2 separate regions of the Mus musculus genome follow, and region 1 is linked to region 2. The links are chromatin loops, found by intact Hi-C in ENCODE. Cell type or tissue: left cerebral cortex. All regions are shown on one strand. Each heading gives the region's core, and the rest is flanking DNA. Links, peaks and the distances in the headings are about the cores only.

What was found. A loop is a pair of places that touch in the nucleus more often than their neighbours do. Peaks named below come from ENCODE experiments on the same cell type or tissue, not always from the same donor. Only the 100,000 strongest peaks of a DNase experiment are listed, where the experiment ranks them.
Region 1: it touches region 2 in a loop (4-fold over the local background); 7 of 42 quality-filtered maps call a loop at or near these places.

What each region holds. Positions count from the first base shown.
Region 1 is chr2:120,587,671-120,597,947 of GRCm38, reverse strand. Snap23 (synaptosomal-associated protein 23) reads right to left here. Exons shown (of 8, transcript NM_009222.3): 6 at 2,992-3,147; 7 at 1,161-1,305. Among named protein-coding and RNA genes, the nearest start is that of Lrrc57, 17 kb to the left of the region's middle. In left cerebral cortex, for the core only: a CTCF peak has its summit at 5,503; DNase peaks (open chromatin) are centred at 5,007, 5,559, 7,209 and 8,006; H3K27ac peaks cover 2,953 bases.
Region 2 is chr2:120,535,773-120,546,049 of GRCm38, reverse strand. Zfp106 (zinc finger protein 106) reads left to right here. Exons shown (of 22, transcript NM_011743.3): 3 at 146-207; 4 at 6,558-6,755. Among named protein-coding and RNA genes, the nearest start is that of Zfp106, 23 kb to the left of the region's middle. In left cerebral cortex, for the core only: a CTCF peak has its summit at 5,709 (motif pointing left); DNase peaks (open chromatin) are centred at 5,348 and 6,036; H3K27ac peaks cover 988 bases.

The sequences.
Region 1 (10,277 bases), core at 995-8,994, 53 kb before region 2:
CATATAAATTAAAATGATGTGTAATCTATACCTAAACCCAGGGTTCAACATTATAAACAACTTAGGAACCAAATGGCTCTAGTCCAGGTGCCAAAAGAGGTCAGAGGGTTTCAGACTCCTTAAAGCTAGAGTTATAGGCAGTTGTGAGCCACCTGGCATGATTGCTGGGAATAAACCAGATCCTCTGTAAAAGCAGTAAGTGCTCTTAATCACTGAACCATCCTTCCAGCCACAAATGACCCTATTTGTAATCTATACCATACAAGAACAAGTCTACAGAACTCATTTTTGCTGCTGACTCCTGAAATGAAGCTATAGGATCTTACTACTAGGCTATCTGTGAATAAAACAAAAGTAAAAGCCAACACACAGCGTTAGGAGGAATCTACTCGGTACATGATTTGTTGGTTGGTTGGTTTTGAGATAGGGAGGTTTTATGAAGCCCTGGAAGTCCTGGGATTCTCTATGTAGAGCAGGCTGGCCTTGAACTTAGAGAGATCCATCTGCCTCTACCTCCCCATTGCTGGGATTATTAGTGTGTGCCATAACACTCAGGTTACTCAGTACATTTTTTTGTTTTTTTTTTGTTTTTCGAGACAGGGTTTCTCCGTGTAGCCCTGGCTGTCCTGGATCTCACTTTGTAAACCAGGCTGGCCTCGAACTCAGAAATCTGCCTGCCTCTGCCTCCTGAGTGCTGGGATTAAAGGCGTGCGCCACCACGCCCGGCTACTCAGTACATTCTTAAGTTTCTTTAAAAATTACATTTATTTATTGTGTGCATGTACATATGTGTAGAGGTCAAAGGACAATTTATAAGAATTGGTTATTTCCTAAGATGTGGATCCCAGGGATGAAAATCAGGTCTCAGGCCTGGTGGCAAGCATCTTTACTCCTTGAGCCACCTTTCAAGCTCTACATAATAAATTCTTAGCTTCATGTACATACAAAGTTTTAAGCTAAACTTCATTCCAAGCTGTGCCTTTACAATAAACCACTGCTATGAACAAAATAGCAAGATCACTTTTAAAATGTTGGCACTGCCACCTCATCAGCACTGTTCTGAGTAGACTGCATTTTCTCTCTCACAAGCATCTCTCGGAGACATTACTCAAGATCACTGGGTTGACTTTCATTTTCCTGTGGGTTTTTTTTTTTTTTACCTTTTCTGTGATCTTCTGTATTTGCTGGTTTTGAGCATCAATTTCATTGCCCATATCCAGAGCCATGTTCTTTAGGTTGCCTAGGATGCTGCCCACTTGAGTCAGGTTCTCTTCCATCTCATCTTCTCTGGCATCATTAGTTATACTATCAGAAAAAAGAGAAAGTTAAATCAGAATTTTTTGTTAAATTACAAATGGACTAAATCTAGAATTATTATAAAAGTAAGCAATCAAAATGATGCTTAACATGTAAATGAAATGTAGAGTACTAGAAAAAGTCTATACTGAAAGAAAGGTACAAAACAAAAGAGAAAAGGAAAGAAAAAAGAAAAGAAAGCAAGAGAAGAGAAGAGAAAAAAGAAAAGAGAAGGAAAGAAAAGAGCAAAGCAAAGAAAAGCTAGGCAATCAAGTAGGTAGTGGGTAGACTAGCAAGATGGCTCGACAGGTCAAAATGCTTGCTACACACACCCGAAGGATGACATGATTTCATTTCATGGAACCCATGTCAAAGTATGAGAGAACCTCCTCTACAATACTGCCGTCTGACCTCCTCATACATATTATAGAATTCATGTGGACTCCTGCTCACATATACACACATATAATAATAAAATAAATTCTTAAAAGCCAAGCATGGTGGCACTTACCTGTAATCATAGCACTCAGAAGGCTCAGGCAGGAAGAGAAACATAACTTGGAGAACAGCTTGGGTTATATAGACTTTGTCTCAAAACAACAGCAGCAAAGGCCAATCAAGGAGACTATGAGTACCACAGAGAAGACAACTAACATACAACCCTAAGACACAGTATTTTCCAGCACCGTTGAGGTACTTGTTTATGGTAATACATTAATTCTAACACTCCACTCCAAATCTTCCCAATCAGGGAAGTATATAGTCCTGGATGGCCTAGAATTCTCAGACTGCCTTTGAATTTGCCAGTCCTCCCACGTCATCCTTCTGAAGTGCTAGGATTACCTGGAAAACAGCTTGTTTTGTTGTTATTTTCCTTCACTCCAGATGGAGGCTCCCCTTGACTGACCTATAGCTTCTGGGTTAAAGCATCCTCCATCTTCAGCCTTCAAGCCAAGCTGAATCTTTATGTTTTGTTTTCTTCCAAGACAGGGTTTCTCTGTGTAGCCCTGGCTGTCCTGGAACTCACTCTGTAGACCAGGCTGGCCTCAAACTCAGAGATGTGCCTGCCTCTGCCTCCTAAGCACTGGGATTAAAGGTGTGCACCACCACTGCCTGCACATGTCACAACACATGTGTTGGAGATCAGAAGATTATTTATATGAGTCAGTTCTCTCCTTTTACCATATGAGAACTGGGCATTTAACTCAGGACAGCAGGCTTGGCAGCAAGCTTCTTTAGCTGTTGAGACATCTGACTACCCCCGAATCTGGGTTTAATAAACTTTCAAATGGATCTATGCACACTCAAATCTCAGGACTACTACTTTAAAGTCAATTAGAGAACTATGGCCAGAAGGCAGTTCCAGGAGGCAGGGTGTGGGCTTGACAGCAGCCCTATGGAGGGCATGCCTTGGTCTGCCTTTCCTGTCCTTCCTTCTCACTGCCTACTGCCTGCCACAAGTGGAAAATAGCTGTCACCATAAGCCTGCTGCCAGGATTTTCTTTCCAGGAAACCATAAACTGAACCTTTTGGAATGGAAAGCCAAAATAAACCATCTCTTTCAAAGGAAAGAAGAAGGAAGGGAGGGAGATTGACAGGTTACTTGTTGAGTTAGGGATCATGGCTGGCTACACCCAATTTCTAAAATGAGCCATGAATTAGGAAATGTAGAACTATGAGGATGAGCTGACTTACCGTTTAATGTATCCACCACTGGCTGCTCCTGTAGTTTGCTGAGGCTGACCATTTGTAATCCGGCTCGGTTGCTTAGATACTACATTGCTAGGTGAGTTGTCGCCACCATCTCCCCATGTTGCCTTATAGTTCTTTCCAGACTCAAAGTTCTTTGTCCTATATTAATGTCAGGGATACAGACAAATTGAAAAGCAGGAAGGAGGGGTTAAAATTATTTAGTACTTATTACCTTGCATATGACTGTACCATTTCTTGCTAAAACTACTTTATCTGCACTGTGGCCAATGTCAAAAGAGGGAAGGGGTGAATCAGACAAACCTCTGCCAACACTGGATCATTTGTTTGTCTGTTTAGGAGACAAGATCTCACTATGTAGCTCTGGCTGTCCTGGAACTTGCTTTTGTAGACCAGGCTGTCCTGGAACTCATAGAAGCCTGCCTCTGCCTCCTGAGTATTGGGATTACAGGCACGAACAACTACTATTTAAGCATTTTTAAAAGGTCCAAATACTATTATCAAATCTTTGCTGAGTCATTAGCAAGTGGTAAACTGAAACTAGATATGTCAAGTCTTTCAGCTTATAACTTCTACAAGAAAAGAAAACAACAACAACAACAAAGATTGTAAGCGTGAACTCCTGGTTTATGTGGTTCTGGGGATCTAACCCAGAGCTTTTCAAATGCTAGGTAAGCATTCTACCAACTAAACAAAAACACCTCAGACCCCTGTTTTAAAGTTTGCATTACATTTATTTTTTAAATTTCTTTTAAGAAACAACAAAATATCATGAAAGAAAAACATGGATTATTTCTAAATTAGACAACAAACTGATATAATCCTGGCACTCAGGAGACAGAGGCAGGTGGATTTCCAAGTTTGAGGCCAGCTGGTCTGCAGGATGAATAGCCAGGGCTAGACAGAGAAACCGTGTCTCAAACACCCCACCCACCCCCATCCCCTGACAAATCCCAAGTCTAGGTCTTTTAAAACTAAAGATGAGCTTGCTGCAAAAGCCCCAAAGCTGATTTCAATCTTGGAACCCAGGGAAAGTCTGGCATGGTAGGTAGACATGGGTGTGCTGGACCACTGGACCTCTCTGAGTCTGATGCTTTCATAAGCATACAAAGATTAAAGATGCCAGCATGGTCTATACAGTGAGGTCTTACAACAAAATAAAACTTACCTAAAAGGTTTAGGTGTAGCTAATAGAGTCAGAATTTTAACATAGAATATAGTTCTCAACTGATACAACAGGCAAGAAAAAGAAGCCCAGATCCAGGCATAGTAACAAACACCTTTAATCTCAGCGCTCAGGAAGCAGAGGCAGTCAGATCTCTGTGAGTTCAAAGACAACCTGGTCTAGAAAGCAAGTTCCAGGGCAGACAGGGCTGTTGCATAGAGAAACTCCATCTTAAAAACAAACAAACAAACAAACAAACAAACAAACAAACAAACTATAAAATGGAAAGGAAAAAAAAAGCCAAGGAAAGTGCTTTTCTTTTCTCATTTAGAGACAAGACCTAATCATATAGCCTAGGCTGGGCAACTTCTGACATGGCTTGCTTCTACTTCCTAAGTGCTGGGATTACAGGTTTATACCACCTCACTTTGTCATTCGACTTTTAAATGGTTATTTCAAAACTGTCTTTACTGATTACTTTTTGTTTCAAGCAAGATTTTACTTCATTTCAGCTTTATTTTTGTACTAACAAAGATTAAGCTCAATGTTGCTATAATATAGGTCTTACTTATCCCAGATCTGAGTCAGTCTCTTAATTGCAATAATTGCAAAAAAAAAAAAACCAGAAAAAAAATTCTATGAAAAAGAAGTTTTTTTTTTTCTTTCATAAGCATACAAAGATTAAATTCTGGGCAAATTAGAACTGGACTTTTTTTGTTACTTGTAAGAAAGGCACTCTTAGCAGGTGGCATATGCCTATGATTCCAGCACTCAAGCAGCTGAGACAGCAAATCATTTGTTTGAGGCCAGCTTGGCTTATGTTGTAAGAACTTAAAAACTAAAAAGGAAGGTCTGTTAGGGCAGCTCAGTAAGTAGAGGTACTTGCTGCCAAGCTTAACAGCACAGTTTAGTTCCCAGAATCTACACTGAGGAAGGATGAAAAGAACAATTCCTCAAGTTGTTTTCTGACTTCACAAGTGTGAAGGTGTGTGTGTGTGTACTAATTTATTTACAAAGGGTACTCCAGGGCTGGAGAGATGGCTCAGCAGTTAAGAGCACTGACTGCTCTTCTGGAAGTCCTGAGTTCAAATTCCAGCAACCACATGGTGGCTCACAACCATCTATAGCAAGACCTAATTCCCTCTTCTGGTGTCTTTAGACAGCTACAGTGTACTTACATATAATAAATAAAGCAAATCTTTAAAAAACAAACAAACAAACAAACAACAAACAACAAATTGACTGGACTGACTGAGGTACACATGCACCACAGCATGCAGGTAGAGGCCAGAGGACAAATGGTTCCAAGGTTGTTGAAGCAGAATTTTGTTTCTGCTGCTCCTGCTGGTTGACAAACTGCAGCGCAGTTCTCCACCCACCCCATCTGTGCTGAGACTGCAGATATACACCAGTACACTGAACTTTCACTTGCTTCCAGGGATGGGAATTGGGTAGCAAGTACTTTTACCTACTGAACTGTCTTGTAGGCCCTTAAAAGCTCTTAAAAGAGAAATTTATAAATACCAAAAAGCTCATTCTTAAAGCACCTCTCCTGGTCCCATTCGAAGTTCTCATAATTATTTTTATATGTATACTACTATTTCTGTCATTCAGTCAATTAATCAGCCATGTCAAATCTTTCCTGGAACAAGGTGAGATATCTAATTTTTAAATTAATATCTTCATATAATTACCTGTTAAATTAATGAGCTAATACATCATGTATACTTTGTTAACATATAGGTTCCAGGCAAAAATCTAAAGCAGAGATTTTATTATATGCAAAATAACCAATATTTCTCATATTTCTTAAAGACTGAGTGGCTTCTGGGCTTTTGTCCATTGGTGGTAGTGGGGAATAACCCCAGGGCCTCACGAGTCCTCGCACCCAACCACTGTCAGCACAGCAGCCAGAGATGCTAATTGAGGTAATATATATAGGGCTTCTATTAGGATGCTAGGTTGTAGAGCAGGTGGGTGAGAATGACAAATTCAAAAGCAATTAGTAAAATCCAGGCATAGTGGCATGTCTGCAAACCCAGGACTCTTGAGACTGAGCAAGGCCAGTCTGGGCTAGCAAACTGATCCTGTCTCAAAGATGAAAATAAAACCAAAGTGTCTAATGAGATTTTACCTTTTAAAAAATGCTATATTAAATTTTCTTTCTATTTTCTTTCTTATTTATTTATTTATTTTATATTGCTTTTAAATTATTTATTTATTTATTTATTTATTTATTTATTTATTTATTTAGCTAGTTAGTTCTTTTATATTGCTTTTAAATAGCTCTAAATGTCCTGGAACTTGAAAGGCCATGCTGACCTTGAACTCAGAGATCCACCTGCCTCTGCCTCCCCAGTGCTGGGATTGAAGGTGTGGAACACCAAGCCTGGCACATTTAAAACTGATATCCCTCTTTATTCTAGATAGGATTTATGATGACTAGACTGACAACTCCTTGACTTGATAGAGGCCTAAATCAAGGGAAAGTAAAATGCAGAGAAGCTCTATTTTAATAGAGGCACTCTACAGGAACCAGAGGGTACGAGGACATCTAAAGAGAGGAACAGAGAGATGCAGTCAACTGTAGGTGCTGACTGCTAAGATCAACAATTTAAAGCTTCTTGAATCTCAGGGGTGCTTTTATTTTGCTAATATTAACTTAGTAAATAAAACCATAGCTTTTGGAGCATTACTAAGGGAGTTATAACAAATGAAGATCCTTTTATTCAGTCCATATTTTGTTTGCTAGCACCCATCACGAACAAATTCACTTGACATTACACACAACAGAGCTTTAGGACTGCTTCCATCACGCACAGAATCCATGCACATGCACAGGAAAGCCATTTGAAACATCACCTTGGGCAGCAGGTTAGCAGCTCAGCCTGCACCTCAACACTGCATCTCAAAGATCCCTTTGATCAGCTACTGAGCCCGGCTTGGATGTTAGATCTTCATTTTTAGTAAGCGAGAAAGGAAGAGATTAAGTGAGAGAATAAGAAGCAGACAGTGCATGTTAGTCAAACAGAGCAGGGGCAGATTTAGAGCTTTAAACACACGATGCATTCAAATGCCTGCCTGGTTTCAAAGAAACAGTCACCAACTGAGAATCTAGATAAAAAGAAAAACCAGAAAACAATTTAAATAATGGCATACTTTATTTTTCCTGAGCATGTCCAAGGGCTAATACTCCTCACTAAAAGGTTAAAGCTTATGCTGGGCAGGAAGTACTGGCTGGCAGCACTGAAGTCCCTCAGCCCTCCTTGGTGTTCGAGTGCTTGCTTGTCCTGTGCCAGGCCCTGAGTATGATCACAAGAGTATACTAATGTAAAAACTACAACTTAAAGCACAAACAATCCCACCATTTTATGAAACAAAGTGAACAAAATGTAACTCGTCTTCCCGAGTATTATCGATTTCTAAATGGTTCAATGAACACAATTGTGGATCATAGGGGGGTGGGGAAGGAAAGGGGAGAGAATGGGGAAGGAAGGAAAGGAAGAATGCACGTCGTCTTGTAGTACTGCTAGATTTTGACACCCACAGAACTCGGAGGACTAGGAAGCTGTATATGTGTCTGAGGAGCGCATGCCACAGCTGGCTAGGTGCTGCCCCTGACGGAAACAGGTAAGGTTTCAATCAGGTAAGATCAGAAAGATCTAGACAATGGAGGAAAACGAGACAATGGGGACAAGCGACTTAACAGCAGCCCAGGTCTCAGTAGTATAAAGATGCTGGAAGAAGAAAAGCTCCTCTAGAATCTTTCAAGTGGGTTCTGCTCCCTTTTCACGGAACAGCTGTTCTGTCACAGCAGTCCCAGACTCCATCTGTTAAGGAATGCTTTCTCTCCACCCACTGAGAAAGAGTTCTGCCAATGCTGCAGGGGAAAGCCTATGGCAGGGCCATGTTCTACTTTCTCTCCTCATGTTCAAGAAAAGCTTGCCCACATATAGCAGGACACACAAAGAAAAACTTTAATACACCCATTGCTCTACCCTCCGTGTTCTCTTATCATTGACCCTTTAGAATTCATTGCTCTTCTGTTTATTAACATACAACTTAGAAACAATCTTCTAGACTGAAGAGGAGTTTTTGTTCAAGGGAATTTACCTATTCTCTCTTCCTCAATTTTCCAAGATGGTACATGAAACAAGAGACAGGAACAGAAGTTTGTAAAACATATCTAAGACTTTGAATCAAATTATGTAGGCACTTGAAATATGTCTGCTTAATTCAATCTGCTAAACCTAGTTAACACATTGTAGTTTTTGTTGCTATTGTTTTGGAGAGAGGGTTTGAACTCAGTATGTAGCTGAGGTAGAGTAGGACCCTGAGAGCTAGGATTATAGGCTTAAACTACTACTCCCAACTTTATGCCAAACTGGGATTCGAACTCAGAGCAAACACCGTACCAAATGAGCTATATCCCCAGCTCCAGTCACAGCTGTTGAACTATAAACTTTTAGAAAATCAACCAAAGTAAAAACAGGTCAATGGGCTTGTATTAAATCTGAGAACAGTCAAATCTTTAACTTCTTATGACAAATCAAAACCAAAAGTTGACCAAAAGGCAACATAATCCTTTTATTTAATGAAAACAGCACAGAAGGGGCTGGAGAGACAGCCCACTGGTCAAGAGCACTGGCTGCTCTTCAGGAGGATCCCGGCAACTTCCAACATGGATGTGGCAGCTCACTATCTTCTCTAACTCCAATTCCAGGGGATCTGATGCCTTTTTCTGGCCTCTGTGGATACCAGACATGCATATGGTGTACAGACACCAAGTAGGCAAAACACCCATACACATAATTTTTTAATTAAAATTATTATATAATGACACAAAAACACTTATCTTAGAGCTGGGGAGATGGCTCAGCAGTTAAAGGATGTTTGCTGTACAAATCCCTGGGACTCACATTAGAAATAAGGCAAAGCAAATAACAAAAAATATACTCCCCTAAAAAAATATGTAAGTGCAAAAATCTTAACTCACTAGGATTTATGCACCTGGGACAACTAGCTGGACGAACTGCTGATGAAACTCTGCAACTTAATCTCAAGAGACTCATCTAGGCTAAGAATAAAGTTCAAAGAGGAGCTCCTAACTTAAGATTAATGGTTAACTGCCTCTGTCCAAACTATATACCTTATCTGAATACCTATTATTAGTAAAAAAAAAATCATGGAGTTTACTTCATCCAAGAGTAAGAGGAGAATAGAAATTTCCACAATGGAATAAAGTGAGTGACTGGGCATTGTGATACACTTTAATATACATCTTTAATCCCAGCACTTGGGAGGCAGAAACAGGCAGATTTCTGAGTTCAAGGCCAGTCTAGTCTACATAGAAAGTTCCAGGCCAGCCAGGACTATATAGTGAGATCCTGTCTCAAGGAAACAAAAAACAAAAGGAAATGGATGAAGTCCTTTGTCTCGAGCACAATCTCAGACAGTATACTACTAGATCTGGTTTGTCTGTGACCATGTCTGGTGGCAGTACCATGCCCTAGGTAGGGAAGCTTAAACAGTGTAAGACAAGGTATGTGTGATGGTGTGTATATGCTCAGCCCAGAGAATGGCACTATTAGAAAGTGTGGCCCTGGGCTGGAGAGATGGCTCAGCGGTTAAGAGCTCCGACTGCTCTTCCAAAGGTCCGGAGTTCAAATCCCAGCAACCACATGGTGGCTCACAACCATCCGTAATGACATCTGACTCCCTCTTCTGGTGTGTCTGAAGACAGCTACAGTGTACTTACATATAATAATAAATAAATAAGTTTAAAAAAAAATGAAAAAAAAAAAAAAAGAAGAAGAAGAAAGTGTGGCCCTGGGGCTGGAGAGATGGCTCAGTGGCTAAGAGCACTGACTACTCTTCCAGAGGTCCTGAGTTCAAATCCCAGAAACCACATGGTGGCTCACAACAATCTGTAATGGGATCCTATGCCCTCTTCTGGCCCATCTGAAGACAGCTACAGTGTAATTCATATAAACATAATAAATCTTTGAAAAAAAAAAAGGGCTGGAGGGTTGGCTCAGCGGTTAAGAACACTGACTGCTCTTCCGAAGGTCCTGAGTTCAAATCTCGGCAACCACATGGTGGCTCA
Region 2 (10,277 bases), core at 1,619-9,618:
GCTCTTAACCACTGAGCCATTTCTCCAGCTTCATAACCCAAATTGTTAATTGAATATCTACAGAGAAACCCCACCTACCACCCTCCCAGACCTACTCTACCCCCAGCAATCCTTTTGGTTTAATCTGCCTTGTTTTGTTTTGAAGGAGATGGATGAACACATGCGAAGCATGTTGCATCACAGGGAACTTGAGAACCTGAAGGGCAGGTAAGGACAACAGCTCTCTTCCCTAAACTTACTGGCATGGGGGTTTAAGTGCTGATGGTGCCTGTTAACTTGCTTTGTAATAATCCGTCATGATGATTGTCGTATGATGGCATTGAGTCATTGTTCATAATTAATAGCAGTAGATTTGGGGCATTTAAAAAAGATAAGCTGTGGTAGGTTTGTGCATCTGAAATCTACACATGGATAGAATTCAACACAACTCAGGCAAGTTGAACTGGTGTGAATCAGCTCGTAAACGGACTTATTCCTGCAGTGTTGGTCTTGCAGCTGGGACTTTCCATAATTTTACTTTAGGAAAATTAATTTCTTGCTGAAATAGCCTAGGAATACTGAAGCTTATTTGTGTCTGCAGAACCAAATAAAGAGATCTTAGGTGTATTTGAAAATGTTCTGCTAATGGTTTAAAGTTTTAAGATGTTTAAAAGAGGCTTAGACAGAATGTGGTATTTGTGTGTGTTCCATGTCCTTTTTTCTGTGTGTCTTCTTTACTAGTATAAAGATTGAAATGTAGATTAAAGGTAACATTGGTAAATTAAGAAATATGAATTATATTTTATTGTATGAATAATAGTTCAAAGTTTCTGTGAAGCTACTATCCTGTTGTTTGATGATACTAATGTGTTAACTCTATTGTAAGTTTATTGTCTGTAAATGTATGTGCTATTATTAGACTTTAACATCTCAGCATATAAATGGACTTCTTTCTTGCCTGGTTCCTGTAATGTGTAATGGTTGTGTTTCATGGCAACAAAAAGAAGTCTTCACTTCAAAAGACCAATGTGCTTATATATCTGTTTTTAGCTTTTCAATCTTTGATGAGCAAGCTGCAATCCATATAACCACAGAGGTTAGGCATAGAGGAAGGGACTAGGTGTGAGGGATGACTCTCCCTAAGAAGAGGAAATAGAAGAGATAGCTGTGGTGGGCAGGAGGGGGTGGTAATAGGGAAGAGGATGAGGAGAGGAAGTAAGGGAGGGACAGCTAAAACTGAGGTCCTGTTTGATCGATTTGAGCGGTCATATAGAAAAGCCTGATAGAGTAGAAGCTTCCTAAAATATATACAAATATAAAGGGATCTATACTATGTGGTCAGTTTCAGCACTTCCATGAGGTGCTGAAAAAGGGATGTATTCTTTGGTGTTGGGATAGAATGCTCTATACATATCTTAGGTCATTTGTTTTATTGTATCATTTACCTCCAGCATTTCTGTGGTTTTTGTCCAGACGACCTGTCTGTTGGCAAGAGTTGGGTATTCTCCAGCATTTCTGTGGTTTTTGTCCAGACGACCTGTCTGTTGGCAAGAGTTGGGTATTGACGTCACTCAGTATCATTGTATGAGAGTCAATTCTTTTATGAACATAGGTGTCTTTATGTTTGATGTATAGATGTCTAGAATTTAGAATTGCAGTATCTTGTTGGGCCAGGTATGGAGACACACACCTTTATTCCCAGCACTCAGGAAGCAGAGGCAGGAGGATCTCTGAGTTTAAGACCTGTCTGGTCTACATAGGGAGTTCCAGGACAGACTTGGCTACATAGAGAAACCCTGTCTCAAAGAGGGAAAAAAAGTCTGTTCACCTTTTTCCTCTTTAATAAAATCCCTTTCTGTCCTGTTATCTGGCCTACTCAAACTTAATATTCATTCACATCTTTAGATCTATGTAAACGCTTTGTTCCATCTTGAATAACTGAGCCTCATGCTGACTCTATGTTGCTCTATAGGTTCCTTTTCTCTTGTAAATAACATCTTGACCACCCTAACTCATTTTATTTAGAGATCCTCATATCGATAAAGGTTCCTTCATGTTATGTCCAGCCATAACAAGTTTTATATAATTTGCTAGCTCATAACAAATAAGTTGCATTAAAAATGAGACAATTTTTGAAGAACCCCATAAAGTCTCAAACATACTTCATTGACGTGTAGCCTTAATTTAAGGATAGTCATAACTAGTTTGTGCCTTAGAGACAACTCAATCCTTATCCCGTTCCCCTTAGCCTCAATAGGTGATCATTTCTTCTGGATTTCATACTTAATTACTGTGCTTATTGTTTACTTTTGAGTTATGATCTTGTAAATATAAAATAGTTCATTGATTTTTTGCCTTTTCATTTTTTGAGAAATGATTTCTCTGTGTAGCCCTGACTGTTCTGGAACTCACTCTGTAGACCAGGCTGGCTTTTAACTCACAGAGATCCACCTGCCTCTGCCTCCTGAGTCTTAGGATTAAAGGTGTGTACCACCATGCCTGGCTACGTAAGTTTTTATATTCCGTTTTAAAGGCAAACTTGACCATATTGGTAAGTTTTGTGTGGTTTCTAATATGGGCATAGGGAAGATGTGTGATATGAGCAGTTACTTCAGATAGATGCTATCAAAGACTCATGCCTTTATTTATCGAGCAGCTGTTGTAGTTTTAGTTAGAGCAGGCTTAATAAAGAAAGGCTTATGCATAGAGTATCTTAAGACTGCCTTTTGTACATGAGGGGAAATTGCGTGGTGACAGGATGGAGCTAATTTGGGCCCTTCAAACACCCTGAGGAAAATTATTGCCTTTATTAGTTATGACACAAAGGCAGTACATTTTATCCATAATTATATGTTTATACAAAGTATGTAAGCCAATTATTAATGAAAAATTCAAAAGAGGTATATTGATGGCTTGAACATATATTTTTCTTTCATAAATAAAGTCATAATAATCTATATTGAAAAAATTAAACATTGTACAAAAGTCCCAATAGAACTGGTGTGGCCACATCCAATGCTGTGTCTTATACAATAAGTAGAAACGTAGATGAAAACAATGTGATTTCTAACTAAAGACAGTTGGCTTGGATCTCAGCTGCAGTGTATGTGCGGTATTTGTCGTATAGTCTCTAGAGTCTTCTGGCGCTGCCCGTTGTGAGCAGATTCCTATTTATATTATAAACTTTCTGTGTTGCTGTGAGATATTTGCTTGCTATTACAAGAGAATGAGCTAGCATCAATTTAGATGTTTCAAAGAACTTTATTTAAAGAAATTTATTAGAAATGAGCTAGCATCAATTTAGTTGTTTCAAAGAACTTTATTCTTAAGAAGCTGTTTGTTTGTGACAGGGTCTCACTTCTGTAGTCCTGGCTGGCCTGGAACTCACTGAATAGACCAGGCTGACCTAAAACTCACAAAGATCCACCTGCCTCTACTTCCACATTCTTTTCTTTTCTTTTCTTTTCTTTTCTTTTCTTTTCTTTTCTTTTCTTTTCTCTTTTCTTTCCTTTTCTTTTCTCTTTTTCTTTTCTTTTCCTTTCTCTTCCTTCCTTCCTTCCTTCCTTCCTTCCTTCCTTCCTTCCTTCCTTCCTTCCTCTCTCTCTCTCTCTCTCTCTCTCTCTCTCTCTTTCTTTCTTTCTTTCTTTTTTTTTTTTTTTTTTTTTTCCAAGACAGGGTTTCGCTGTGTAGCCCTGGCTGTCCAGGAACTCACTCTGTAGACCAGGCTGTCCTCGAACTCAGAAACCCGCCTGCCTCTGCCTCCCAAGTGCTGGGATCAAAGGCGTGCGCCACCATTTCCCAGCTTCTACATTCCTTTAATCTTTAAACATATCTTTAAATATATAGACGTGGTTAGAAAATAATGCATTAAAATATTATAGGATAGTATGGAATTAGAACATTGATTTTTGGGTAACCCATTGATATTTTTAGGGAACCTGGTCAGAGTTCTTCATTTTAAAATTTTTAAATGAAAGCATTTGTGCTACAAAGTTTAAAAAAAAAAGTGTAAGATTTCTACATTTTTCCATTTTCAGAGACTCTTTCAAAATAAGAAACAGTATTGGGTGTGGGTGTGTGCCCAAAGTTGCTACTGCTTTTGCTCTTCCAAGCTCCCCCTCCCCCTTTCATTTTTGAGACAGGGTCTCCCTTTGTGGCCCTGGCTGGTCTACAACTTGGTATATAGATGGACTAGGCTGACTTTGAACCCACAGAGGTCTGCTTGTCAGTCCCTTAATAATGCTGTTTCTGTTTCCTTTATTGGGGGTTGGGTTACTTTTTGATTTTTGTTTTTCAAGACAGGGTTTCTTTGTGTAGCCCTGGAACTTGCTTTTTGAACCAGGCTGGCCTTGAACTCACAGAGATCCATTGGTCTCTGCCTCTGCCTCCCAAGTGCTGCAGGGTTAGGGTTAGTGACTGCAGCCACTGCCGTCTCCTCTTGCTTCTTCTACTTTTTAATTATATTTTTTATTAGATATTTTCTTTATTTACATTTCAATTGTTATCCCCTTCCCTAATTTCCTCTCCGAAAAATCCCCTATCCCCTCCACCCTCCCCTTGCTTCCCAACCCACCCACTCCTGCTTCCTGTCCCAGGCATTCCCCTATACTAGGGCCTAGAACCTTCACAGGACCAAGGGCCTCTCCTCCCATTGATGACCGACTAGGCCATCCTCTGCTACATATGCAGCTAGAGCCATGAGTCCCACCATGTGTTTTCTTTGGTTGGTGGTTTAGTCCCAGGGAACTCTGGGGGTACTGGTTAGTTCATATTGTTGTTCCTCCTGTTTGCTTCTACTTAGTGCAATGCTGCAGATCAAACCTATTGCCTTATGCCCTGCACTCCCAATGCTACCTACCATTTCCTGTCCAACTGCATTGCATTTTGTTCCCTGCGATTTATTTTTTTGTATGTTAGTGTATTTATGTAGTAAATGCATACCATGTGAGAACCAGTGTCCACAGAGGTCAGAAATGGGTGTCAGATCCCATGGCCCTCAGAAATTCTCTGAGACAAGGAAAAATGTTCTTAACTACTGAGCCATCTTTCTAGCCCTCATGATTGTATTTTAAGATGTATCAGGCATTGTTTGAGTTTTTATAGTTTGTAACTAAGTAACATAGTGTTTTGCTTGGCATTTAGTAATTGTTGGTAAAGTGTTTGTTTTGCTTTGCTTTAAATGGGCATTCAAGTGATTTGTAACAGAAAGTGTCTTCTAGTAAATGAAGTGCTCAGTTTCAAGGACTTCTGTTAATTCATGTCAATTCTGCTTATTTTGATTGAGTTTGGTTAAAACTGGGGGTTGGGGGAGGTGACTGAGTGTGTTTCATAGCATGTGTCTGGAGATTTATATAGGCAGACAGATGTAGATACCCACATTGGTGTGGGAATCACAGAAATATCACTACTATAAACCCATAGCACAAGCACTTAGACTAAGTTTGAATTATTGGACAGCCACAGTTGCACGCTTCTCATTATTGTTGCACAGACAGATGACGTAATCAGGGGATTGAAAGAACTTAGAAACAGTTAAATTATTGATCTGCTACATATTAAAGAGGATTTAAGATTTTGATTCTTAAAACTGGCCAAACACAGTTGGAAAAATAGATAGCTCAGCAGTTAAGAGCACTGACCGCTCTTCCAGAGGTCCTGAGTTCAATTCCCAGCAACCACATGGTGGCTCACAACCATCTGTAATGGGATCCAATGCCCTCTCCTGGTGTGTCTGAAGACAGCTGCAGTGTATGTGTATATATATAAAAGAAATCTTTAAAAGACTGGCCAAAGAGGAGATTTTGCTATTGAGTCAAGTAGAAGAAAAAGTAGACAGAAGCAAGCCAGTCATCACCAGTTTAGGTAAAAGCCAATTTTGTGTGTATCTGGACTGCATCATTTTCTGAAACTGGAGAGAAAACATTTGCCTAACAGCTGCTAACTTCCTACATTTGACATGGTTTCAATTCCCTTTAAATAAGCCTGCTGAAGCAGTGTGTCACATGTATCATCCAGACTAAGAACATTTGCTACTACTGTCTCTTGCCAGGGTCCGGACTCTTCACATTCCAGGCAGAGTGCCAGCTGTTTAATTTTTAGTTACCAAGCTGAGATTGGCTGTTCCCCCTCCTCTTTGCTCCACCCCCAACTTTCACTGGAAGAGCACTTTAGAGCTGGAGATTAAATGGATGTGCTGTCACCAGGCTTTCTGAGTGCAGCTGCCATCATGGGTGTGCCCCAGAGCAGCTTGTCTTTGCTCTGAGCCCCCTGCCCTGCCTCCCCTTTCACCATGTTTCCTTCGGCAAGATTTTAAGTACAGCAATTCAAGAAGATTTCTCCTAAAGCCTATTAATTTGAAGTGTTTTACCTCTTGATTGCTGGAAAAGAATCTTAAATTTATTCCAAAGTAATTTATAAGCAAATATACTAACAGTGGTGAGAGGAGCACCGACTTGATTCCCTCTAACCTTCCACTGTGGCCATCTGCATACAGAGTCTTTCAGAGGCAACTAGCAATCTGGTGAGTGTGCCATGCCAGTGGGGAGCATTGAATGTCCTTCATCTCCCTCTTTCCCTAGGGACATTAGTCATGAGTGCCGAGTGTGCCGGGTCACAGAAGTGGGTCTCTCTGCATATGCAAAGCACATTTCTGGCCAGTTGCACAAAGATAATGTTGATGCCCAGGAAAGAGAAGATGATGGAAAGGAAGAGGAAGAGGAAGAGTATTTTGATAAGGAACTTGTTCAGTTAATACAAGAAAGAAAAGAACAAAGTCGGTAAGTTGGTTTGTTTTTAGTTTTGCTTTTTGAGATAGAATTAGATGTAGACAACTTCTCTGTCCTGAGGATGAGCCTCTAGAGCTTTGTGCAGCAAAGAGTACACTCTACTAAGTAAGCCTAAGCTACACTCAGCCTTGTGATTTGACATTGAAAGATAAGTAAGCCTGACTTTAAGACCCTTAAAGCTTAATCTTATTTTAAATATTAAGTTTTGTTTGAGTTTGCTATCTGAGGACTAAGGACTATGAAGTGCTTTTTTGAACTGTTATATTATCTGTCTTTAAACTCAGTCTTGTTTTTAGTCCTGAAAACTATGGTCTTGGTTACTGTGTCTTGAACTGTTCTTATTATCCAATTTTTCTATGAGAAAGCCGTAGAGTATAAGTAAAATGAATAGACATTTCATCTTTTATCATTTGTATTATTATATTTTTTGTTGCCCAAATAATATCTCTTAGGGGAAAGGATGACCTCTTATAAATTAGCATGGTGCTTTTCTTAAATCTGAATTTTACCTTTGGCATCCTAACAACTATACAGTGCCTGGTTCACTCTAGATGTAATATTAATATTACATTATATTAAAACATTAATATTTTAAGTTTGACAATAGCAAGACTATTTGAACAATATATGTTCCCTAATTGTTTTTCCTAATTTTGTATATCTGTGTTTATGTATTTATGTGTTAGGCATTTATGGTTTTACTTACCTGATTTTATAGCCTGAAGTTTTTTGTTTGTTTGTTTTTAATTGAGCCAGGCAGTCATGTAGCCATAGCAAGTTTTCAGTTTGCTCATAGCGAAAGATGATTCTGAATTTCTGTGTCTGTCTCCCTAGGTGGTGGGATTATAGGTGTGTGCTACGACTTATTTATTAATGTGACAGAGAATAGGAGAGAACAATTAATGAAGTCCACAAGTGTTAAAGTCCTTCTATGTGATGAGGAAACTTCCAACTCTAAATTTTAATGATTCTTCTTGAATATTATTTATACATACTCTGACCTGCTTTTTGTTAGAGATTTAAATATAGGTAGGAAATATGTAGTTTTACCCTAGATATTAACATTTTAAAAGTAAGTCCTTGAAAAAGACTTTCTTAGTCTTAAGATGCCCATAGCACCATGATTGTTGACCCCTTGGGCTGTGCGGTCCTTCAGATACTATTCTCATGACCTCAGTGCAGCTGGTGGAGCCTGCGCTTCTGTTTTAGGAAGTTAAATGGGTAGGACACTAATTTTTGTTTCTTTCATACACAACAAAACTATTATAGCTAAGCTATGTAAATGATCAACCATTATCAAAGGCTATGATTAGACACTGATATGCTTATTCTTTGAGTCTTATATGCCCCTGTAATGACATAATTATATGAAATCACCCACTTACTTTTATTGATTGATTGACTGACTGCTGCAGGGTCTCTTTAGATAGTCAACTCACATTCTTCTTAGCCCTGTTGCAAGTACTGAGCTTACAGGCAAGTGTTACCATGCCAGAGAGATGAATTTTTAATTCTTTTTTTTTTTTTTTTTTTAAAGATTTATTTATTTATTATATGTAAGTACACTGTAGCTGTCTTCAGACACTCCAGAAGAGGGCGTCAGATCTTGTTACAGATGGTTGTGAGCCACCATGTGGTTGCTGGGATTTGAACTGCGGACCTTCGGAAGAGCAGTCGGGTGCTCTTATCCACTGAGCCATCTCACCAGCCCCGAATTTTTAATTCTATATTGTGAAAAAGGAGCTAATTTATGTCCAGAATACTACAGGCATAAGGCCATTTAAGAGCCATCAAGATGGTTCTGTGGGTAGAGGAAATGCAGCCAAGTACTCTGCTCTCTTTTTTTTTTTTTTTTTTAAAGATTTATTTATTTATTATATGTAAATACACTGTAGCTGTCTTCAGACACTCCAGAAGAGGGAGTCAGATCTTGTTACAGATGGTTGTGAGCCACCATGTGGTTGCTGGGATTTGAACTCTGGACCTTCGGAAGAGCAGTCGGGTGCTCTTACCCACTGAGCCATCTCACCAGCCCAGTACTCTGCTCTCTTGATTGCACACATACACTATGGCATGCACATGTGCACACACAATCAGTTTTCTTTTAAAGGCTAATTAATTAAGGTCAGTTTTTAAGATGGTAGTCAATGTGTTTTGTTTGTTGAAGCAGTGTCTTGCTATGAAACCTTGGCTGGCCTGGTGCTCACAGCATAGACCAGGCTGACCTCAAACTCTGAGATGCTCCTACTTCTGCCTCTCAGTGCTGTAAGAGGTGTGTTATCACCACGCCAGCCTAAGGTGTTGCTTTGTATGTGTGTAGGTGTATGTGTGTCTATGCACCACACTCATGCCTGCTGTCCATGGAGGCCAGAAGAGGTGTCAGGTCCCCTGGAACAGGAGTTCCAGATGGTGATGAGTATGTGCTGGGAATTGAACCCCAGGTCACTTGGAAGAGCCAATGCTTTTAAATGCTGAGCCATCTCTCCAGCTCTAAGTCAAGTTTAGAGAAAGAAATTCAATTGCAGAAACTGTTGCTGTGACATTTTTACTGTGTGGGGCCTGAGTGGGTAGTATAAGTCTGCAAGGTTCGGACCTTTGCTTGACCCCTTTGCATTTATATGACTCCATTCACATTACTTAGCTTCTCTAAACTTGAGCCTCCCCATTTAAAAAGTAATAATATCTTTCTGGATTGTACAAATGGAATGAGATAATCTTTTAAAAAGCATTAATGAATTAATTAATCTAGTCTTTAGCAGAAATGAAGCAGATTTTAGGCCACTTTATTACCTGGTGTTTTGAGCACCTATTACTTGCTGGAATGTTAGACACACCATAAGTAATTTGTAAAGAAAAATGGTTTCACACATTGCTGTGATAAGTAAGTTATTCCCTTTTGTGGACACCTATGTAACATAGATAGCTTAAGTAGCTGTAGCTTCTCTGTAAAGAGCCTGCAGCTCAGAAGCTCTCTTTAGCTTCTTGTGAGATCCCTTATTTGGCTTGTGCTGTTTTACTGAGTTTGGGACCTAACTTACTGCATCAGCACAGTTCTAAGCCTATTTTAAATAGAAACTGTATGGAAGTGGGTTAGAAAATAGATTTTTTTTCAGTAAGAACCTGCATCTGAAGAAATCAGATATGGCCACTGACTGAACATGGAGTTACATTAACAATAATCCTGGGCGGTGGTGGAGCACGCCTTTAATCCCATCACTTGGGAGGCAGAGGCAGGCGGGTTTTTGAGTTCGAGGACAGCCTGGTCTACAAAGTGAGTTCCAGGACAGCCAGGGCTACACAGAGAAACCTTGTCTCGAAAAACCAAAAAAAAAAAAAAGTAAATAATAATCCTAACCACAAAATATAACCACCCTTATTTTGAAAAGAGCTGGATAATGTAAAAATGCTCAGATAATAGAAACAAAATTCTAGACCAGTAACCCCTTTTACCCCCCCCCCCCCCAAATTGGGAGGATAGTTTAAATGTGTCTAGGATGAAGGGAAAGATAGTCT